Linked DNA regions of Homo sapiens: region 1 is linked to region 2. Evidence: read pairs that join two places in POLR2A ChIA-PET (ENCODE). Cell type or tissue: MCF 10A. All regions are shown on one strand. Links, peaks and the distances in the headings refer to the core of each region. The heading gives the core; the rest is flanking DNA.

Evidence for each region. Peaks named below come from ENCODE experiments on the same cell type or tissue, not always from the same donor. Only the 100,000 strongest peaks of a DNase experiment are listed, where the experiment ranks them.
Region 1: POLR2A ChIA-PET joins it to region 2 with 10 read pairs; 26 of 35 experiments call an interaction of 5 or more read pairs at or near these places.

What each region holds. Positions count from the first base shown.
Region 1 is chr19:45,567,166-45,582,649 of GRCh38, forward strand. All of the region lies in intron 1 of OPA3 (outer mitochondrial membrane lipid metabolism regulator OPA3), which reads right to left. Among named protein-coding and RNA genes, the nearest start is that of OPA3, 9.9 kb to the right of the region's middle. RefSeq lists enhancers at 10,097-10,732, 10,210-10,359, 13,810-14,310, 14,810-15,484. In MCF 10A, for the core only: no CTCF peak of the experiment used is centred there; a DNase peak (open chromatin) is centred at 10,086.
Region 2 is chr19:45,629,043-45,638,079 of GRCh38, forward strand. EML2 (EMAP like 2) reads right to left here. Exons shown (of 19, transcript NM_012155.4): 4 at 5,280-5,429; 5 at 4,028-4,097; 6 at 3,819-3,929; 7 at 909-1,004. Among named protein-coding and RNA genes, the nearest start is that of MIR330, 5.5 kb to the right of the region's middle. RefSeq lists a silencer at 1,495-1,574. In MCF 10A, for the core only: no CTCF peak of the experiment used is centred there; DNase peaks (open chromatin) are centred at 1,649 and 3,609.

The DNA of each region.
Region 1 (15,484 bases), core at 6,749-14,748, 55 kb before region 2:
CCATCTCTACAAAAAATAAAATAAATTAGCCGGGCATGGTGGCATGTGCCTGTGGTCCCAGCTACTCAGGAGGCTGAGGCAGGAGGATCGCTTGATCCCAGGAGGTTGAGGCTGCAGTGAGCCGTGTTTGTGCCACTGCCCTCCAGCCTGGGTGACAGGGGGAGACCCTGTGTCAAAAAAAAAAAAAAAAAAAGAAGAAGAAGAAATGAACTATTGATACATTCAGCAAGAAGTATCTCAGAAGTATCAAATGAACAAAAGCTAAACATAAATTTCATAGTGTATGATTCCATTTATATCAAGTTGAACAACAAGCAGAACTAATCAACAAGGAGAGAAGTCAGATAAGGAGACAGAGCAGGGGAGGAGGGACCTTTCTAGAGTAATGACGATGTTTTATATCTTGGGTACTAGTTACATGGGTATATGCATGTACCAATACTCATTGAACTGTAGCCTTTAGATCTGTACCTTGCATTGTACAGATACTATATCTCAACAAAGAATATACCAAAAAAATCAAGTGCCAATAATTAAACATAAGAGGAGGAGTTTGGGAGCCAGTGGGATATGACTTCTTATCCTGTACTGCCTCAGGGAACCTGTTTCTCTCGCTTTGAGAGATTTCCTCACTCATAAAACCAGGATGGTCATAAACTCCCTAAATAAGGTGGTTAAGATCATTTGCTGAGATAATGGAAAGCATATTAAATAAAAGCTGTTATTATCAGTCAATAAATTATTATTCAGGGTAAACGTAGCTTCAAGCCAGTCTCTGCCCTGGTTGCACTTCCCCAGATGTGATCCAGTCAGATGATGATGATGATGACAATGATTATTACTGTTATTTTGAGACACAGTCTCACTCTATCACACAAGCTGGAGTGCACTGGTACGATCTCAGCTCACTACAACCTGAGCCTCCAAAGGTCAAGTGATTCTCCAGTTTTAGCCTCCCAAAATGCTGGTATTACGGGTGTTGGCCACCCCACCTGGCAATCCAGTCAATTTATTTATTTATTTTGTTATTTATTTATTTTTTGAGACAGAGTCTTGCTCTGCCACCTAGGCTGGAGAGCAGTGACACAATCTCGGCTCACTGCAACCTCTGCCTCCTGGTTTCAAGCCACCCTCCTGCCTCAGCCTCCCGAGTAGCTGGGATTACAGGCATGCCCCACCACATCTGGCTAATTTTTGTATTTTTAGTAGAGATGGGGTTTCACCATGTTGGCCAGGCTGGTCTCGAACTCCTGACCTCAGGTGATCCGCCCACCTCGGCCTCCCAAATTGCTAGGATTACAGGTGTGAGCCACTGTGCCCCCGCCCAATCCAGCCAGTTTTAAGCTTGCCCTAACAGTGCTCCAAGTATTAACAGAATTGTGCAGGCCGCAATAGGCAGTGCTTCCTCCCACAGACCTGGCTTGATCTTTCCATTACAGCAACCCGAGACTGCAGTAACACACAATGCTCCAGTTACCAGAGGGGCATGACTGGTTCCATCTGCCCAGCATCCTGGGGGATCCTATCTCCCCAACTTTTGGTTCAAGGGATTCAGGAGGAGGTAACCCCACTCCTGAGCCTGGCCAATTAGGGCACTGCTTTCCCTGGGCCACAGAGACGGTGCTGGGATGGGGATGTGACGCAGGGTGGACCACTGGATTCAGCCTGGGAATTTGGCAGGAAATCCGGGATGAGGCACCCCTCTGTGCCCTGGGGTCACTAGGCAGGTAACTAATACCCTCAAATGTGCCCCATGAGAGCAAGGATCTTTGTTCTGTTGACTACTGAGTCATGCCTCTTAGAACAGTTCCTGGCACACAGCAGGCACTAAATAAAGATTTGTTGAGTGAATGAATTACTCAGCCTCCTAATGGACTGAAGCATAGCCACACCCCAGAAAATGATCCCCACCTCTACTCTCCTCCCAGGCCTGGAGAGACCAACTCAACTTGGTATAGAGGATACTCAGGGGTTTCTAAGGCTCAGAGGACGCAATTAACAGAGAGGCTAGGGCCGAGCGCTGTGGCTCACGCCTGTAATCCCAGCACTTTGGAAGGCCAAGGCAGACAGATTACTTGAGGTCAGGAGTTCAAGACCTCCCTGGCCAACATAGTGAAACACCGTCTCTACTAAAAATACAAAAATTAGCTGGGCGTGGTGGCGGGCACCTGTAGTCACAGCTATTCAGGAGGCTGAAGCAGAAGAATCACTTGAACCCAGGAGGCAGAGGTTGTAGTGAGCCGAGATCGCGCCACTGCACTCCAGCCTGGGCGACAGAGCAAGACTCTGTCTCAAAATAAACAAAAAAGATTTCAGAACAACTTCAGTGCGTCTGATTACCAGTGCTACTTTATATTATTCTCTACTGTCTTAGTAATTCCATCCTCCCCACCTCCATTAGAGTTTAGAAGCCGATACTCACCACTGCAACCTCCCATACACCAAGGGGTGGGAGGTGACCCGGTTGTGGTAAGCTGGCAGTGAGGGGAGTTTCCTGGGGGCTTCTGGAAAAGGATTTTCCTCCTTGAAGCGTTACCCTCACTTACCTGACCACCCGCCCCTCCATACACACACGCATAGACTTCCTCCCTTATGAAACATAAAGGCACAATGCCTGGAGCCGCAGCAGCCCTACTGAGGCCATGAGGACTGCCTGAGCACCAACACAGCAGAGATGGAGTCCTCAGGTTCCCAATGACACCACTGAGCCACCAAACCAACCAAGAACAGGCCTTCCTCAGGGCTTACTGAAAAGCCAGCAAAAAACACCCTTTTGATTTAAGGTTTGATTGACATTTACTGGCTGGGTTTTCAATTAATTACAGATGAGCACAAACTAATACAGAGATACACCGGGGTCAATGACCGAGATGGCCTCTGGTGCTTTCTCAGGCAGGCGCCATCCCCAGGCTGACACGGGCGCCCTCTCCTGTCCACTTGGCATATTGCTTGCAGCCAGCGCAAGTAGATTCCCTGGGATGCACTCAGGTTGCAAATCAGCCAGCCCTCTACACAGGGGCTTCTGAAAAAGATCCCTGTTCAGAAATCGGCCAGAAGATTTAGCCATGAGTACATGAGCAAATTCCAGCAAATGCCTCTGCATAATGAAGGGTGGGACTAAAAAAGGAGCAGCGAGATTAAACGCAGCCAATGACACACTTCTTCCATCTGAGACTATGTGCCTTAGTTAGGTCTTTGCCAGCTGTGACAGCCACATACAAAGAATGTCAAAGCTGGCTGGGAGCGGTGGCTCATGCCTGTAATCCCAGCACTTTGGGAGACTGAGGTGGGCAGATCACCTGAGGTCAGGAGTTCGAGACCAGCCTGGCCAATATGGTGAAACCCTATCTCCAATAATAATACAAAAAAAAATTAGCTGGGCATAATGGCACACCCCTGTAATCCCAGCTACTTGGGAGGCTGAGGCAGGAGAATTGCTTGAACCTGGGAGGTGGAGGCTGCAGCGAGCTGAGATTGAACCACTGCACTACAGCCTGGGCGACAGAGTGAGACTCCATCTTGGGGAAAAAAACAAAAACAAAACAAAATTAGCCGGGTGTGGTGGCAGAAGCCTGTAATCCCAGCTGCTCGGGAGGCTGAGGCAGGATAATCACTTGAACCTGGGAGGTGGAGGTTGTAGCGAGCCGAGATTGTGCCACTACTCTCCAGCCTGGGCGACAGAGTGAGACTCTGTCTCAAAAAAAAAAAAAAAAATTCAAAGCCAGACTCTCACAGAGGGTTTCACCAAGAGTTTCCAAATTTACTTAATAATGTCTGCATAGGAAAATGTTTTCGGTGACAGCAAAACTATTTGGGGGGGGGGGGCATGAATAAATAAGTTTATTTTAAAAATTTTTATGTTCGTTTCATCCCTCTAATTTTTGTGTATGTTTTTAAATGCATATAATATAACCATACTATTATATGTTAGCGCTATACATGACTGCTAAATACTTTCATTTATTTATTTATTTACTTATTTTATTTTATTTTTTTGAGACAGGGTCTTGCTCTGTCGCCCAGGCTGGAGTGCAATGGTGCGATCTTGGCACACCGCAACCTCCACCTCCCGGGTTCAAGCGATACTCTTGCCTCAGTCTCCCAAGTAGCTGAGATTACAGGCATGCGCCACCATGCCCAGCTAATTTTTTGTATTTTTTTAGTAGAGACGGGGTTTCTCCATGTTGTTCAGGTTGGTCTTGAACTCCCCGCCTCAGGGGATCCACCCGCCTTGGACTCGCAAAGTGCTGGGATTACAGGCATGAGCCACCGTGCCTGGCTGACTGCTAAATAATTTTACATATGTGTACACACGTGCATACATATATGCTAGGGAAGGAACCTCAGAAGTGTTTCCTTGATAGGAGAACATAATAATAAATGTTTGGAGGTCACCAGCAGCAGCCTGGCTGCCATATAATATAACTGATGTGACGCTCTGGTGATTATAAATAAACTCCAGCAAAGTGATTTTCAAACACTGGTGCGTGTGAGAATGTACTCTAGAGACTGCTAAAAATAAACACGTCCACCCCTTCCCTACGTCCACCAAATCAGGACCTGCAGGTAGCACTCCTGGGCATCTACTGGAAGTGCCCCAGAAAGCTCACTAGTTTTCCTCCATATTGTGCACCTTTCAGCTCCCCAATCCTCTTGGCAGTTGTGTTTAACCTGGTGGTTAGTTAGCCCTTCTATTGAGAGCTGAACACCAACTGTTGTAGCTGTCCTTTCTAGAAGTTTTGTTTAATTCTTTTTCCAGCTTCCTGGCAATTTTTCATTTTACTTGTGTTTTAATATCCTTCTCTTTTATCCTCTTAACAGATAAGCTTAGGTATTTTATATCCACATCTGATAATTCCACGTTTGCAGGCTGTGACCTGCCATGTTTTTCTGCTGGCTCTCGCTCATGGTGGCTGCTTTTTTCATGTGGTGTATATATATATATCAATATATATTGATATATATATATATTTTGTATTTTTAGTAGAGACGGGGTTTCTCCATGTTGGTCAGGTTGGTCTGATATATATATGAGATATATATATATCTCTCATATATATCGATATATATGATTATATATCTCATATAAATAAAAAATAAAAATATATATAGTATATATATCGATATATATCTCATATATATCGACATATATGAGATATATATCGATATATATCTCATATATATCGACATATATGAGATATATATCGATATATATCTCATATATATCAACATATGAGATTATCGATATATATCGATATATATCATGATATATGTATATCAATATATGATATATATCATATATCATATAATAATCATATATATCGAGATATATGAGATATATATCATATATGAGATATGAGATATATATATCATATGATATATATATCATATATGGATATATATCATGATATATGTATATAAATATATATATTGATATATATCATATATATCATGATATATGTATATAAATATATATATCGATATATATCATATATATCTATATGAGATATATATCTATATATATCATACTATATATATGATATATCTCAATATATACCTATATATCATACTATATATATAGATATATATCTCGATATATATCTATATATATCATACTATATATAGATATATATATCATACTATATATATAGATATATATCTCGATATATATCTATCTATATATATTTTTTTTTTACTGTGAGCTTGTATGTGCTGGAACTCTATCTGAAGGATTTCTCCAAGGCCTGGGCAGAGAGAGCACAGGCAGGAAGAGTTTATGTTTGCCCTTGCCAGGTGCTTAGATACAATTAGGTACCCCTAGGGGTTCATTCTCAGCCTGCAACTTCCAGGACCTTTCAAAGAGGCCCCAAGCCCACATGAGGGACAGTCAGTGGCTACAAATTCTCAGAGGAGAATGTATCAGTCTCTACCTAGGGCAAAGCTTGTGTGCCTTCAGACGGAGGTTTTTTTCTAGTTCACCAGGTACCTTGCCAGAGACCTGGTTCTACACAAGGCTGTTGCCTGCCCAATTCCCCCACAGCATAGTCCCCATCCCCCAGGCCAAGTGATACGGTGTGGCTGTGTCCCCACCCAAATCTCATCTTATATTCACACGTCTCACTAAAAATACAAAAAATTAGCTGGGCATGGTGGCACATGCCTGTAATCTCAGCTACTCGGGAGGCTGAGACAGGAGAATCACTTGAACCCAGGAGGTGGAGGTTGCGGTGAGCTGAGATCACGCCACTGCACTCCGGCCTGGGCAACAAGAGCGAAACTCTGTCTCAAAAAATAAACAAATAAAATGAATAAATAAGTAAATAAACATGTACAGAGTACTTGAGGGCCAGGTACAGTTCTATGTTTTATGGATCTTAATATCCACATAACAACCCAATTACAAGCATAAAACTGAGGCCCAGAGAGGTTAAATAACTCTCCCTGGGGTCACACAGAAAGTGGCAGAGCGGGGACAGATAAGCAGGCAGCCTGGTTCGAGGCCGCGCTGCAAACAGTAAACAGTAAACACTGTTTACTGAATGGTGCTGAGGGAACATCAGAACTATGAGGTTAAGTGCTATTCGGTACAGAAAGGCAGAGGGACTCATGCAGGACACACACCACGTAAACAGCAGGGCAAGGATCTGAGTGCACGAAGTCTTTATCTAGAAGCAGAGGTTTTGGCACTTGGGCAGTAATGACAAGAAGGGATTCCGGCTGGGTGCGGTGGCTCACGCCTGTAATCCCAACACTTTGGGAGGCCACAGCGGGCGGATCACTTGAGGTCAGGAGTTGGAGACCAGCCTGACCAACATGGTGAAACCCCGTCTCTACTAAAAATACAAAAATTAGCTGGGCGTGGTGGCAGGCGCCTGTAATCCCAGCTACTCAGGAAGGCAAAAGCCTGGGCAACAAAGTTAGACTCCATCTCAAAAAAAACAAAGGGGGCTGGGCGCAGTGGCTCACGCCTGTAATCCCAGCACTTTGGGAGGCTGAGGCGGGCGGATCACGAGGTCAGGAGATCGAGACCATCCTGGCTAACATGGTGAAACCCCGTCTCTACTAAAAATACAAAAAATATTAGCTGGGCGTGGTGGCGGGCGCCTGTAGTCCCAGCTACTCGGGAGGCTGAGAGGCAGGAGAATGGCGTGAACCCGGGAGGCGGAGCTTGCAATGAGCCAAAATCGTGCCACTGCACTCCAGCCTGGGCGACAGAGCAAGACTCTGTCTCAAAAAAAAAAAAAAAAAAGAAAAAAAAAACGGATTCCATGTATACCCCCTGTAGCCTGTAGTAGCAACCAGATGGGCATGTCCCGGGCCAGGGCTCGCCTATCCACTATCCTGCTGCATCCTCACAAGAATCCTGGGAGATAAGTTCTATTAGTATCCCATTTGATAAATATGGAAATGGAGGCTCATAGAGGTCAAGCTGCCTGCTCAAAGTCACATGGCTAATAAGCAGCAGTGCCAAGATCCGAAGCCAAGAGTGCCTACTCTGTGGCAGACTGTGCCATCAGGGACCCCTTCGTATCACACCCTGTGCAGTTCTTTCCCACACCCACTGTGGTCTGTGCCTGGAGCTGCTTTGACCAATAGTGTGGTGGAAATGACGCTGGAAGATTCCAGGCCTTGCCCTTAAATAACCTGCAGCTTCTGCTTCTTCCCTCATGAAAATCTGGCTGTTGGGGAGTCCTGAGCAGCCATGTGAGATATTCAGCTACCCTGCAGGAAAGACCACGTGGAGAAGAGAGGCCCAGAGGCTACGCTGAGAGGGAACCAACTCCCCAGTCCCAGTGCCAGTTCCAGATGACTCCAGCCCAGCCACCTCCACCTGCACCTGGATGAGAGCCTGCCAAGCAGCAACCAGCAAAAGAACTGTCCGGCTGAGCCCAGGCAAGCCACAAAGGTAACAGAAACTAAGAGTGACTGGGTTTTTTGTTTGTTTGCCTTTTTGAGACAGGGTCTTGCTCTGTTGCCCAGGCTGGAGTGCTGTGGCACGATCTCGGTTCACTGCAGCCTCCACCTCTCTCAGGTTCAAGCGATTCTCCTGCCTCAGCCTCCTGAGAAGCTGGGACCACAGGTACCCGCTAAATTTTTGTATTTTTAGTAAAGAAAGGGTTTTGCCATGTTGCCCAGGCTAGTCGCGAACTCCTGGCCTGAAGTGATCCACCCACCTCAACCTCCCAAAGTGCTGAGATTACAGGCATGAGCCACTGCACCTGGCTAAGAGTTACTACGGTAAGCCACCAAGCTTTGGATCAGATGGCTATGTAGAAAAAGAAAACTGAAACCAAGTCCATGGCCTAAATTCATAAGAATGGCCACAGAGCTGAGCACTTCTGAAAAAATGACCTCAGCAACCTGAATGAATGATCATGGTGTATCTGTTTCCCACGGCCACTATAACAAACTACCACAAATGCAGTGGCTTAAAACAGCACAAATTATTATTATTATTTGAGACAGGGTCTTGCTCTGTCACCCAGGCTGGAGTGCAGGGGTGCGGTCACAGCTCACTGCAGCCTCATTCTCCTGGGCTCAAGCAATCCTGCCGCAGCCTCCTGAGTGGCTAAAACTATAGGCATGCATCACCATGCCCCACTAATTGTTTTTTATTTTTAGTAGGGACAAGGTCTCGCTTTGTTGCCCAGGCTGGTCTTGAACCCCTGGGTTCAAGTGATCCTCCTGCCTCGACCTTCTAAAGTGCTGGGATAACAGGCATGAACCACCGCACCTGCCCTAAATTTATTATTTTACAGTTCCAGAAGTCAGAAGTCTGAAATGGGGGCCAGTTGTGGTGGCTCACGCCTGTAATCCCAGCACTCTGGGAGGCCAAGGCGGGTGGATCACCTGAGGTCAGGAGTTGAAGACCAGCTGGCCAACATGGTGAAACCCCCGTCTCTACTGATAATACAAAAATTAGGGCATGCGCCTGTAATCCCAGCTATTCAGGAGGCCAAGGCAGGAGAATCGCTTGAAACCGGGATGCAGAGGTTGCAGGGAGCTGAGATCATGCCACTGTAATCCAGCCTGGGCGACCATGTGAGACCCCCTCTCAAAAAACAAAACAAAACAAAACAAAAAACTGGGCGCAGTGGCTCACGCCTGTAATCCCAGCACTTTGGGAGGCCAAGGCAGGTGGATCACCTGAGGTCAGGAGTTCAAGACCAGCCTAGCCAACATGGTGAAACCCTATCTCTACTAAAAATACAAAAAATTAGCCAGGTGTGGTGGTGGGTGCCAGGTGTGGTGGTGGGTGCTACTCAGGGGACTGAGGCAGGAGAATCGCTTGAACCCAGGAGGCAGAGATTGCAGTGAGTTGAGATCGTGCCACTGCACTGCAATCTGGGCAACAAGAATGAAACTCCATCCCCCCCCCCCCAAAAAAAAAAGTCCAAAATGGCTTTCACTAGGCTAATCTCAAGGTGTCCGCAGGGCTGTGTTCCTTTCTGAAGTCTCCAGTGGAGAATCCATCTCCTCGGCTTTTCCAGCTTCCAGAGGCTGCCCGCATTCCTTGGCTCATGCCTCCCTTCCTCCATCTTCAAGGCCAGCGGGGCAGCATCCCTCAAATCATTCCCTCTCTTGCCTCCCTCTTTCCCTTATAAGGACCCCTGTGATCACACTGACCTGACCTGCATAATTCAGGATCATCTCCCCATCCCCAAATCCTTCATTTGATCACATTTGCAAAGTCACCTTTGCTGTGCATGGTAACATATTCAACAGGTTCTTGGGATAAGGATGTGGACATCTTTGGGGGACCAGTCACTCTACTGCCTACTGTGTGTGATAAACCAGAAAAAGGACCAGTGCGCGCCAAAGGAATAAACACAGATGAGCTGGAATTTTCCTACTGCCCAGAGATATCTCACAGCCTCCCTGGGAGCACCAAAAGTGCACTTTGCAGGCATGGCCTCAACCTGCCTAACATCACCAACCTCCTTTACTTTTGGGTTAAAATAATTTAAACAAAGGAATTCTGTGTTTAAAAAGATCTTTGCCTCCCCAACAGGGTGCATCATCGATGATTTATGCTTCTAGCATGTACTGTTCTTTCCTCAGGCAGCCACAGCTACTGCTCCAGCCTCTCCTGTGAGACAGCTGGGCGCAGCCTGCTGAGTCAAAAGTATCTCAGCCAAAGGTACAGATACTGGATTTGCTGGTCAGCTCAGGACGCCTGACCTGAGAGAAAGCAGGGCCGCCAGTGCACCCTGGGAAATTCCAATCACCATGGCTGGGGGCCACAGCAAAGGGCAATCAGCAGTGTGAAGACACTAATGATGTAATTAAAAGGTGTAAATGTAAGAAGCCAGTACATTGCAATATCTGGTAGCATCTCCAACTCGACCTGTCCCTAACTGAGCTCCAGGTCTTTCTGTCCAACCTGCCCCTCCTCCAGTCGGCTGTCTCACACCCAATCCATGGGAAATCCTGCTGGCTCTACCTTGTAAACAAATCTACTGGTTATTCATTACTAAGAGGAAAAGGAAAGGTTCTTGACATGGTTACACCTTAACCAAGCGATCCAAATCACCATCACAAATGACAGAACAAATAGACCTCAGGAGTCCCCTGAAGGGATGTCCTTAGGAGGCACCTCGAGTCTGTGGTGTTCCCGCCAAACATGTTCAACATGAATCCAATCGGGGAAGCAATCAGGAGACTCCAGACATCGGGACACACTATCAATCAGAGGACTGGCTCCAATGTCAATGTCAAAAAACAAGGGCAGGGATACTATTCTAGAGCAGGGTCAGAAAACTCTTCCTGTAAAGGGGCAGAGAGTAAATATTTTAGATTTTGAGGCCAGGCGTGGTGGCTCACGCCTGTAATCCTGAAACTGCCTTTGCAAAATTATGACTGACACAGCAAAAGAGATCTAACTTGACTGACTCCATCTTACTTCCAACCTCCAAGCTGTCCTTGTTCATTCCTGAGTGAAGGCTGAACTAACTTTGGGAGAAACTTAGTTTATAGTTTAAACAAACATGGTAACAGCCCTTTCCCAAAGCAGACCTCCTTCTTGCCTGGTGACTAGATTGCCTTTGTAGGACTAACATTAGCCACAAGATTAGAAATTATGGTTTAGGAGTCATGCAGCTGGAGGATACAAGATTCTGACCCTCCCTAAACTGCTCCTAAGATCAGTGCTTGAGATATTCTGCAGACTCTGCACTTGATGGATCAGCTGGCCCCACCCAGATCAAAAAATTGGCTCATCTGATCTTGTGCCCGCCCTCCCCCTCCCCCACCGCCACCCAGGAACTAACTGAGCACAAGACATCTCTGAATTCCTATGATTTCATCTCTGACCAATCAGCACTCCTGGCTCACTGGCTTCCCCTCACCCACCAAGTTATCCTTAAAAACTCTGCTCCCGGGCCAGGCGTGGTGGCTCATGCCTGTAATCCCAGCACTTTGGGAGGCCAAGGCGGGCAGATCTCCTGACGTTGGGAGTTAGAGACCAGCCTGATCAACATGGAGAAACCCCATCTCTACTTAAAATACAAAATTAGCCGGGCGTGGTGGCGCATGCCTGTAATCCCAGCTACTCGGGAGGCTGAGGCAGGAGAATCACTTGAACCCGGGAGGCGGAAGTTGTGGTGAGCCAAGATCACACCATTGCACTCCAGCCTGGGTGTCGGAGTGCGACTCTGTCTCAAAAAATAAAATAAAATAAAATAAAACAGAACTCTGATATTGTCCTTCTGCTGCACAGAACCCTCCAGTAAGTCCTGTTCCACTCAGAGTAAAGCCAAGGCATTTGCAGTGACCCACAGGCCCCATACAAACTGTCCCCCTTTCCCGTCATCAGTTTCCTCTGTCCTGTGTGCCAGGCACGCTCATGCCTCAGGTCCTGTGTGCATGCGGGATCCTCTGGGCTGGAACGTTTCTTCCCCCAGATGGCAATGCTGCTCGTTCCCTCCCTCCTTGGCATATTTTCAGTGAGTTCTCCCTGACAATCCTATCTAGGCTTATAGCCTTCCTTTAAATACTCCTTGTTCTACAACCCTGATTTTTTTCCTAGAGCAATTATTGCTATCTAATATACTTCATCTTTTAACTATTTTTTGAGATGGAATCTCACTCTGTCACCCAGGCTGGAGTGCAGTGGTGCAATCTCGGCTCACTGCAACCTCTGCCTCTTGGGTTCAAGTGATTCTCCTGCCTAAGCCTCCTAAGTAACTGGGATTACAGGTGCCTGCCACCACACCTGGCTAATTTTTGTATTTTTAGTAGAGATGGGGTTTCACCATGTTGCCCAGGCTGGTCTCAAACTCCTGACCTCAAGTGATGCACCAGCCTCAGCCTCCCAAAGTGCTGGGATTACAGGCATGAGCCACTGGGCCCAGCCAACTATTTATTTCATTTATTGTCTGGCTTCCTCCACAAGAATGTAAGGTACCTGAGGGCAAGATGTTTTGCTTTTTCCTGCCTGTTGTATCTATAACATCTACGTGACAGCCATGACCCTATGCCAGGCACTGACTTAACATTTTATATCCATTTACTTAATCCTCACCACAACACAATAAATATTATTTACAGCATAATGCATACATAGTATATACACAAAATAATAATAATAATAATAATAGTATCTACCTCATCATAACTGGTGAGGACCCAGTGCCAGAGGCTGGAAGGTGCTGCAGACAAGCCGTGGCACAAAGTACAAGCCCAGTTAATGTGACCATTACATAATACCCAATGTACAGAATCGGAAATTGAAGCTAAGAGGGGCTAAATGACGTACCCAAAGTCACCAGTCTGGGTAGGGATTCAAACCTATGTCAGTCTGACTCCAGAAGCCATTTTCTTTCTTTTTTTTTTTCTTTTTTTTTTTTTGATATGGAGTCTCGCTCTGTCACCCAGGCTGGAGTGTAGTGGCACGATCTCGGCTCACTGCAACCTCCGCCTCCCATGTTCAAGTGATTCTTCTGCCTCAGCCTCCCGAGTAGCTGGGATTACAGGCGCGTGCCACCACGCCCAGCTAATTTTTGTATTTTTAGTAGAGAAGGGGTTTCACCATGTTGGTCAGGCAGGTCTTGAAATTTGACTTCGTGATCTGCCCACCTTGGCCTCCCAAAGTGTTGGGATTACAGGCGCGAGCCACTGCACCCGGCCTTTTTTTTTTTTTTTTTGAGACAGAGTTTCACTCTTGTTGCCCAGGCTGGAGTGCAATGGCGTGATCTCGGCTCACTGCAACCTCCACCTCCTGGGTTCAAGCGATTCTCCTGCCTCAGCCTCCCGAGTAGCTGGGATTACAGGCATGCGCCACCACGTCTGGCTAATTTTGTATTTTTAGTAGAGACGGGGTTTCTCCATGTTGGTGAGGCTGGTCTCTAATTCCCGACCTCAGGTGATCTGCCTGCCTCGGCCTCCCAAAGTGCTGGGATTATAGGTGGGAGGCACCGCGCCCAGCACAGAAGCCTATTTATTTATTTATTTATTTATTTATTTATTTATTGAGACAGAGTCTCGCTCTGTCGCCCAAGCTGGAGTGCAGTGGTGTGATCTTGGCTCACTGCAACCTCTGCCTCCCAGGTTCAAGCAATTCTCCTGCCTCAGCCTCCCAAGTAGCTGGGACTACAGGTGTGCGCCACCACACCTGCCTAATTTTGTATTTTGAGTAGAGACAGGGTTTCACCATGTTGGCCAGGCTGGTCTTGAACTCCTGACCTCATGATCCACCCACCTCCGCCTTCCAAAGTGCTGGGATTACAGGCATGAGCCACTGCGCCCAGCTCCAGAAGCCATTTTCTAAACCACAACGCTAAGAATGTCACAGTGTTTGGAAGACAGGCAGAGACAGGAAACAAACTGGGTCTAGGAATTCAGTGTCCAAAGTTTCGCCTCTGGCACAAATCTCTGCGTATGACCTGAGCAATTAACTGCTGCCCTCAACACCTCCATTTTCCCTTCTATAAACCAGAGGAAGTCATTCCTCTTTCCGGACATGGGGACAAAACAGTTGTGGGGGTCAAATGAGATGGCTAACAGGAAAGCACTTTGGTAACTGTGAAATCTAATACTTTCCCATTCTAAGAGCTGCAGCCCCAACAAAGACCCCACCAAACACCGAACAACCAAGAATTCCGGGCCCTGGAAAGCAAACTTTAAGCATCCAAACTTACAGAGGGGGAAAAAAAGTGCACTCCCTTAATCATGTGGGCTTTGTGTGTGCTCCTCCCTCTGCCCCAGTGCTTTCCTTACGCCTTGTCCTGGTGTTGTCCTCACCCTTCAGGTCCCAATTCAGATGTCTCCTCTGCCAGGAAGCCCTCCCTGAACCCCATGCCATGTCAGGTGCCCAGTGGGCTCCCCCATCTCAGCTCTGCCCACTGTTGGGGGATACGTCTGTCCCCCGCAGGACTAGGAATTCCTTGAGGGCACAGATTGGTGCTGGTTTGGTCCCTGCTGTTTCGCCAGCATTGCCAGCACAAGGCCTGGCACAGGGCAGAGGCTCACAAAATACCAGCTAAAGGAAATAATGAATGGATGGAGGGATGAATGGTGTGTAACCGCCCAAGGAGTTCACCTTGCCCGCTGCCTAGACAGAGCTGATTCATCAAGAGAGGAGAACTGCAAGACAAAGAGTAATTCACGCAGAGTTGGCTGTGCGGGAGGGTGTTTTGTTTGTTTGTTTGAGATTGAGACAGTCTTGCTCTGTTGCCCAGACTGGAGGGCAGTGGTGCAATCTCGGATCACTGCAACCTCTACCTCCTAGGTTCAAGCAATTCTCCTGCCTCAGCCTCCTGAGTAGATGAGATTACAGATGTGCGCCACCACACCCAGCTAATTTTTGTATTTTCAGTAGACACGGGTTTTCACCATGTTGGTCAGGCTGGTCTCGAACTCCTGACCTCATGATCCACCCACCTCGGCCTCCCAAAGTGCTGGAATTACAGACGTGAGCCACCGCGCCCCAGCCAGGAGTCTTACCATTACTCAAATCAGTCTCCCTGAGCATTCAGGGAGATTTTATTTTTATTTTATTTTATTTTTTTTTTTTGAGATGGATTTTCACTCTTTCGCCTGGGCTGGAATGAAGTGACGCGATCTTGGCTCACTGCAACCTCCATCCCCGGGTTCAAGCGATTCTCATGCTCCAGCCTCCCGAGTAGCTGGGATTATAGGCGCCCGCCACCAAGCCCGCCTAACTTTTGTATTTTTAGTAGAGACGGGGTTTGACCATGCTGGCCAGGCTGGTTGCAAACTCCTGACCTCAGGTGCTCCACCCCCCTCAGCCTTCCAAAGTGCTAGGATTACAGATGCGAGCCAATGGGCCCAGCTGGAGCAGAGTTTTTTTGTTTTTTGTTTTTGTTTTGAGACGGAGTCTCGGTCTGTCGCCCAGGCTGGAGTGTAGTGGTGCGATCTCGGTGGAGCAGAGTTTTTAAGGATAACTTGATGGGTGAGGGGAAGCCAGTGAGCCAGGAGTGCTGATTGGTCAGAGATGAAATCACAGGGAGTCGGAGCTGTCTTC
Region 2 (9,037 bases), core at 1-8,000:
CTGTTGGGCCTGGTCCACCGTACCCCATATCTCCATATCCTCACCAAGGCCCTACGAGGAAGATGCTACCATTATCCCCATTTTATTTTATCTATTTATTTTTTTGAGGCAGGGTCTCACTCTGTTGCCCAGGCTGGAGTGTAATGGTGCAATCATGGCTCACTGCAGCCTCAACCTACCAGGTTCAAGCGATCCTCCTACCTTAGCCTCCGAAGTAGCTGGGACTATGGGTGCACACCACACCCAGTTAATTTTTTTTTTTAAGTGCCAGATTTTCTGTTTGTTTTGTTTTTTGTTTTTGAGACGGAGTTTAGCTCTTGTTGCCCAGGCTGGAGTGCAATGGTGTGATCTTGGCTCACCGCAACCTCCGCCTCCGGGTTCAAGAGATTCTCCTGCCTCAGCCTCCCGAGTAGCTGGGATTACAGGCATGTGCTACCATGCCCAGCTAATTTTGTATTTTTAGTAGAGACAGGGTTTCTCCATGTTGGTCAGGCTGGTCTCGAACTCCTGACCTCAGGTGATCTGCCTGCCTCGGCCTCCCAAAGTGCTGGGATTACAGGCGTGAGCCACCGTGCCCGGCCTTTTTTTTTTTTTTTTAAGTAGAGATAGGTCTCCTTATGTTGCCCAAGCTGATCTCAAACTTCTGAGCTCAAGCAATCCTCTCATGTCGGCCTCCCAAGGTGCTAGGGTTACAGGTGTGAGCCACCTTGCCCAGCCTATTATCCCCATATTACAGATGAGACCACCAAGGCTCTGAGGTGGCAAGCGGCTTGCTCAAGTCACACAGCCAGCAAGGAGTAAAGCCAGGGCTTAAACACGGGTCTATCTGATTGCAGACTCCTAACCACTGAGATTGGGAAAGTCCCACAGTGGCACCCAGCAGGAGGGGATGAGAAAAGTCACCTCACCTTGACATCCACCACCTTGGTCTCCTTGGCCCAGTCCCACACCGAGAGCATGTGATCATTGGATTCATCCACTGCACACAGCAGGTTGCCTCCATTCTAAAGAGGAGGAGAGAGGAGGGGGACAGAGGCAAGGGGAGTCAGGGCCCATCCTCCCCCCATGCCCACCAAGGCATTCACCACACAGGCCTGTTTTAAAACCTTCAGGCTGGGCACAGTAGGTGGGAGGATCGCTTGAGTCCAGGAGTTTGAGGCCAGCATAGGCAATATAGGGAGACCCTGTCTCTTAAACAAAACAAATTTAAATATTAAAAAAAAATAAAAAGCCAGGCGTGGTGGCTCACACCTGTAATCCCAGCACTTTGGGAGGCCGAGGCAGGTGGATCACGAGGTCAGGAGTTCGAGGCCAGCCTTGCCAACATAGTGAAACCCTGTCTCTACTAAAAATACAAAAAATTAGCCAGGCGTGGTGGCAGGTGCCTGTAATCCCAGCTACTCGGGAGGCTGAGGCAGGAGAATCGCTTGAACTGGGAGGCAGAGGATGCAGTGAGCCAAGATTGCGCCATTGCACTCCAGCCTGGGTGACAGTGAGAGACTCTGTCTCAAAAAAAAAAAAAAAAAGACCTTCAAAGGCCCTGGCCATTTTGCAGGAAACACATTAAAATACACCCTCCATTAGAAGCTGTGAAGACATCTGAAATGGTTTCATACTATGCCTTGAAATGACTCATCCCTAATAAACTCATTTCATTTGCCCTCAGCTATTGTTTCTCTGCAGCCAGCACCCCTAGCCAGGAATTCTTGCTGACATCATCTCATTTGCATTTACATATATAGAGAATGACTGATGTAGGTGAAATTCAGCAGTTAACAAAGTTGGTATTATGTTGGGTTTTTGTTTGTTTTTTATTTTATTTTATTTTTTGAGACTGAGTCTCATTCTATTGCCCAAGCTGGAATGCAGTTGCATGATCTTGGCTCACTGCAACCTCCACCTCCCAGGTTCAAGCGATTCTCCTGTCTCTGCCTCTCAAGTAGCTGGCACATGCCACCACTGCCCTCCTAATTTTTGTATTTTTAGTAGAGACAGGGTTTCACTATGTTGGCCAAGCTGGTCTTGAACTCCTAACCTCTGGTGATACACCAGCTTCCACCTTCCAAAGTGCTGGGATTACAGTCATGAGCCACCTCGCCTGGCCAATGTTGGGCTTTTATACCTTTCATTAAATACAGGTTAATTTTGATTTGGCAAGGTTTTATTTTCTTCTCCACACCTTTGGTAACAATATGGCTTACCCCTACCCCAAGCTCTTAAATGTTTCTTTAGGCCTCAGAAAACCGGTGAGGGTCCAATCCAGTGCCTCTTAAGCTATCTGTGCAGGAGACTGGCTGTTTTTTACTCCCTAATCCATTGAAGACTAATATTTTAATCAAATATGATAAAAATGTAAAATATGATTTTTATCTATCTATCTATCTATATATTTTTGAGACAGAGTCTCACTCGGTCCCCTAGTGTGGAGTGCAGTGGTGGGATCTGAGCTCACTGCTACCTCCGCCTCCCAGGTTCAAGTGACTCTCCTGCCTCTGCTTCCTGAGTAGCTGGGATTACCACACCCAGCTAATTTTTGTATATTTTTAGTAGAGATGGGGTTTCACCATGTTGGCCAGGCTGGTCTCGAACTCCTGACCTCAAATGATCCACCCATCTTGGCCTCCCAAAGTGCTGGGATTACAGGCATGAACCGCATCTGACCAATTTTTATTTATTTTTTAAAGTCAGCGTCCTGCCATATCGCCCAAGTTGGAGTGTAGTGGCATGATCACAGTTCACTGCAGCCTCGATCTCCTAGGCTCATTCAATCCTCCCACCTCAACCTCCCAAGTATCTGGGAGTACAGGCCCAGGCCCACACTAGTACACCCAGCTAATTAGAATTTTTTTTTTTTTTTTTTTTTTTTTTAGTTGGAGTCTCGCCCTGTCGCCCAGGCTGCAGTGCAATGGCGCGATCTCGGCGGCTCACTGCAAACTCCGCCTCCCAGGTTCAAGCAACTCTCTTGCCTCAGCCTCCCAAGTAGCTGGGATTACAGGCACCCTCCGCCATGCCCAGCTAATTTTTGTATTTTCAGTAGAGACGGGGTTTCACCATGTTGGCCAGGCTGGTCTCAAACTCCTGACCTTGTGATCCGCCCGCCTCGGCCTCCTAAAGTGCTAGGATTACAGGCGTGAGCCACTGCACCTGGCCTTTTTTTTTTTTTGAGTACGAGTCTCGCTCTGTCGCCCAGGCTGGAGTGCTGTGGCGCGATCTCGACTCACTGCAAACTCCCCCTCCCGGGTTCAAGCGATTCTCCTGCCTCAGCCTCCCGAGTAGCTGGGACGCCACCACCTCAGACTAATTTTTGTACTGTTTTTGGTAGAGACGGGCTTCACTACGTTGGCTAGGCTGGTCTCAAACTCCTGACTTCAAATGATCCTCCCACCTCAGCCCCCCAGAGTGCTGGGATTACAGGCACAAGCCACCATGCCCAGCCAAAATAGGATTTTTTTTTAAAAAAAAGCCCACAATCACACACTTGGATGTTGTGGTGTTGTCAAACTGCTCTCCAAATTCCTAAAGGCATACTCTCGCTTTCTGTACTTATCTCTGCCTGGACATGCCAAAACCCGCCTGCAAATGGGCAAGGACCAGCTGGGCCCTAGGCACTGGGTTTAAAATGCCTGAGAGGGCTGGGCGGGCACGGTGACTCACCCGCCCCTTGGGGTGAGGACACGCCCTCATTGTGACGTCACAGAGGCGGGCCACGCCTCCAGCAGGATTCCCGGCCCTCAACCCAAGGGGCGGGTGAAAAGGTGCGGGCACTTGCCCTCCTTTTCGGGGCGAAGGGGCGGGGTTAGGGTGGGCGAAGGACTTACAGATTTGGAGAAGCCCACACAGCACACGGCTCTGTCAAACACCCCCAAGCCCAGCACGTGTAAGGTGGAGAGGGAAACTGAGTCCCAGATGCGCACGTGGGGCGGCAGCGGCTGCAGGGAAGAGAGGCTTGTTACCTTGGGGGTGCCAGCTGCTTGTCCCCCACAACTGCGTCCTGCACTCTTTTCTGCTTTCCCCTCCCTTCCATTACCTTCCCTTCCTTAGTGGTTCCCGCCACCTGTCCCGTGGCGATGGTGACCATATCTGGGTGGATGGCCAAGCTGCGGAAAGAAGGGACAGAGAGACCAGGGCTCAGTGGGAGAGAAGAGGCTCACAGAGACCCAGGACATTCATTCCACAAATTGGCTGGTTGAGTTTAGTCAATAAACGTGTATTTAGTGCATTAATAGCAGTGAGCGGATGCCCTCCGGGTGCGCTGGCGCTGGATCAGAAGCAAGACTTAGGCCTGGGGCCTCTAACTCAAATGCCAGCAGGACGCAGGTCTGTACCTCACATAGTGGCCAGGAGAGCACACTTATTTAAGGGGGCTGACACCACCCTGCTCCAGCCACCAGGAATTGTCTGGAGTGCCTATTCAGTTTTTTTTTTTTTTAAGAGGCGGAGTCTCCCAGCACTTTGGGAGGCCGAGGCGGGCGGATCACCAGAGGTCAGGAGTTTGACACCTGCCTGGCCAACATGGGGAAACCCTGTCTCTAGTAAAAGTACAAAAATTAGCTGGGCGTGGTGGCGGGCACCTGTAGTTCCAGCTACTCGGGAGACTGAGGCAGGAGAATCGCTTGAACCCAGGAGCGGAGGTTGCAGTGAGTCGAGATCGTGCCACTGGACTCCAGCCTAGGCGACAGAGTGAGACTAGTTCTCAAAAAAAGAAAAAAGAAAAAAAAAGGAGATGGAGTCTCGCTCTGTCCCCCAGGCTAGAGTGCAGTGGCAGGATCATAGCTGACTGCAGCCTCCAACTCCTGGACTTCAGCGATCCTTCCGCCTTGGCCTCCCAAAGTGCTGCTTTCACAGGCGTGAGCCACCTCGCTGCCCAGATTTTCAAAAGAAGAAAAAGATCCAGGCATTGCGTGAATTCACTGTCTGAATTTTTTTTGAGACAGAGCTTGCTCTTTCACCCAGGCTGGAGTGTGGTGGCTCAGTCACTGCAGCCTCGACCTCCTGGGTTCAAGTGATCCTCTCGCCTCAACCTCCTGAGTAGCTGGGACCATAAGGGCTTACCACCACACCCAACTAAAACACCTGAAATATTGAAATATTGATACTCAATCCACATTTTCCCACTAAATTCAGCCTGAGGGCAGCTGGTGGCTTTGGAGAGGGAGCAAAGGCTTAGCCTTGCCCCAAACCCCACAGGGTAGCAATGTGAAAAGAGGCATAGAGGGGCAGGGGCTGGAGCTCCATCTCCAGCCACAGCTCCCTCCCGTCCCCTCTGTCCCACATCTCACCATTTGATGTCATCGTTGTGTCCCAGGTAGTGTCGCTGCCTCTGCTCCTCCACGCTGTATAGCACGGCTACGGAGGCCACAAAGTACACTATCTCCCCGGTGGGCAGCAAATAAAGGTTGGCCCGGCAGTCTCGGCCACGGTAGCCATAGCTGGAGCCACCCAGGGGCTGGTTAAGGAATGTGTTTTGTTGTTGTTGTTTGTTTGTTTTGTTTTTATTTATTTATTTATTTTTAATTTTTTTATTTATTTATTTTTTTGAGATGGAGTCTCACTCTGTCGCCCAGGCTGGAGTGCAGTGGCGTGATCTCAGCTCACTGCAAGCTCCGCCTCCTGGGTTCATGCCATTCTCCTGCCTCAGCCTCCTGAGTAGCTGGGACTACAGGCGCCCGCCACCATGCCCGGCTTATTTTTTGTATTTTTAGTAGAGACGGGGTATCACCATGTTAGCCAGGATGGTCTCGATCTCCTGACCTTGTGATCCACCCGCCTCGCCCTCCCAAAGTGCTGGGAGCCACGGCACCCAGCCTATTTATTTTTTCTTTTTTTTGAGACGCAGTCTCGCTCTGTCTCCAGGCAGCAGTGCAGTGGTGCAATCTCAGCTCACTGCAACCTCCGACTCCCTGGTTCAAACGATTCCCCTGCCTCAGCCTCCTGAGTATCTGGGATTACAGACACACGCCACCACACCCAGCTAATTTTTGTATTTTTAATAGAGATGGGATTTCACCATGTTGGCCAGGATGGTCTCAATCTCCTGACCTCATGATCCGCCCGCCTCAGCCTCCCAAAGTGCTGGGATTACAGGCGTGAGCCACCACGCGCGGCCTGTTTTGTTTTTTTAAGACAGAGTCTGTCACCCAGGCTGGAGTGCAGTGGCATGATCCCAGCTCACTGCAACCTCCGCCTCCTGGGTTCAAGCCATTTTCCTGTCTCAGCCTCCCAAGTAGCTGGGACTACAGGCAGATGCCATCATGCCAGGCTAATTTTTGTATTTTTAGTAGAGATGGGGTTTCACCATATTGGTCAGGGTGGTCTCCAACTCCTGACCTCAGGTGATCCACCCACCTTGGTCTCCCAAAGTGCTGGGATTAGAGGTTTGAGCCGCTGGCGCCCAGCCGAGGAATGTATTTTGCATCACACACACTGGCTGAGGACCAGACTCAACAAGGTCATTGGAATGAGGTTTTTCTGTTTCCACTCTCACCCCTGTAGTGGGCTGATGGTCCCCTCCCACTCCAAAAAAAAATGAATGTCTGTTTCCTTTTTTTTTTTTTTTTTTTTTTTTTTGAGATGGAGTTTCGCTCTTGTTGCCCAGGCTGGAGTGCAATGGTGTGATCTCAGCTCACGGCAACCTCCACCTCCCGGGTTCAAGGGATTCTTCTGCCTCAGCCTCCTGAGTAGCTGGGATTATAGGCATGCGCCACCATGCCTGGCTAATTTTGTATTTTTAGTAGAGAAAGGGTTTCTCCATGTTGGTCACGCTGGTCTTGAACTCCCAACCTCAGGTGATCTGCCCACCTCGGCCTCCCAAAGTGCTGGGATTATAGGCATGAGCCACCGCGCCCGGGCTATGTCTGTTTCTTAATCCCCACAACTTGCAAATGTGACCTTACAAGGAAAATGGGTCTTTGCAGATATAATTATAGATCTCAAGATGAGATCATCCTGGATTATCAGAGTAGCCCCTAAATCCGATCACAAGTGTCCTTATAAATGACAGAAGAGGCAGCCTCAATCTCCTGGGCTTAAGTGATCCTCCTGCCTCCGCTTCCCAAATAGCTGAGACTACAGGCATGCACCACCATGCCCAGCAAATTTTTTGTATATTTTTGGTAAAGATGCAGTCTCGCCATGCTGCCCAGGCTGGTCTCAAATTCCTGGGCTAAAGCAGTCCACTTGTCTTGGCCTCCTAAAGTGCTGGGATTACAGGCATGAGCCAATGCACCCAGCCTGCCTGGCTAATTAAAAAGAAATTTTCTGTAGAGATGGGATCTCGCTTTGTTGCCCAAGCTGATAGTTATCTGGTTTATTTGTTAACTGCTCATATTCCCCAATAAGACTGTGAGTTCCATGGTGGCTGAGATTGGGCTGTTTTTTTTGTTTGTTTGTTTTGTTTTTTTCATTTCTGTATCTCCTCCTCCAGGAAGCCCTCCATGACTCCAGGCTGGGTCAGCCCTGTCCCTGTGGATTCCCCATCCCAGTCTTGCACACTCTGGGTTGTCACTCTCAATGAGTCTGTTCCCATGCTAGACTGTATGCCCCAGGAGGGCAGGCAGATGCTGTCATGGTCAGCACTGGGTCCCCAGCCCTATGTCTCAGATGTTCAGAAAATATCTTGAATGGGCCAAGCACGGTGGCTCACGCCTGTAATCTCAGCACTTTGGGAGGCCGAGGCAGGTGGATCACTTGAGGTCAGGAGTCCAAGACCAGCCTGGCCAACATGGCGAAACCCTGTCTCTACTAAAAAACACACAAAAAAATTAGCCAGGCATGGTGGCCCATGCCACCCAGCTACTGTAGTGGCCGAGGCAGAAGAATGGCTTGAACCCAGGAGGTGGAGGTTGCAGTGAGCCAAGATCGTGCCACTGCACTCTAGCCTGGGTGTCTCAAAAACAAGAAAATATCTGAATGATTGTCAATATACATATATCCTGACCCCATGAAACTGCTCTGACCTGCAGTCACTGCAAAGGGGAGCAATCTGAGGTCCTCACTTTTGCAGTCTCAGCCACCTCTCATCAGATGCTTATCAAGCCCTACTGGCAGGACATTTGGGACAGATTCCAGGGGATATTTCCAGCTGCCTCGAGAAGGCTCTGGGCACCCAGAAGGCCAGGCCATTTCACCAACCACCCTGGCTCCTCCAAAGAGGAAACCAAGGCCCAGAGAGAAGCAGACAAGGACCGGGTTCCTGGGGTGTGGACTCCAAGCTCAATAGGATTTTAGGAAAAAGTTTGGGTCCCAGAATCAGGATTGTTGTCTCCTACCTATAACCTCAGTTTCCTTATCTGGAAAGGAGGTATAATAATTTCCAAACTGTAGGCCTCAGAGCTCTTGGAGGCCACTAGTTGTAAAAAAATAAATTCATACCTGGAATAACTTACAACAGTGTCTGTCAGATAGTAAGTGCTTGAGTTATTATTTTGGATTTTTTTTTTTTTTTTTTTTTTTTTGAGAAAGGAGTCTCGCTCTGTCGCCCAGGCTGGAGTGCAATAGCACAATCATGGCTCACTGCAACCTCGACCTCCCAGGCTCAAGTGATGCTCCCACCTCAGCCTCCAGAGTAGCTGGGAACCACAGGAGCATGCCACCATGGCTGGCTATTTTTTTTTTCTTTTTCTTTTCTTTTTTTTTTTTTTTTTTTTTTTTTTGAGACGGAGTTTCACTCTTGTGGCCCAGGCCGGAAAGCAGTGGGGCAATCTCGGCTCACTGCAGCCTCTGCCTCCTGGGTTCAAGCGATTCTCCTGTCTCAGTCTCCCGAGTAGCTAGGTTTACAGGCACATGCCACCACACTCGGCTAATTTTTGTATTTTTAGTAGAGACAGGATTTCATCATATTGGTCAGGCTGGTCTCAAACTCCTGACCTCAGGTGATCTGCCCACCTCGGCCTCCCAAAGTGCTCAGATTACAGGCATGAGCCACCGCGCCCGGCCTGCTATTTTATTTCCTGTAAAGACGAGGTCTTGCTATGTTGCTCAGGCTGGTTTCAAACTCCTGGGTTCAAGTGATCCACCCACCTCGGCCTCCCAATGTGCT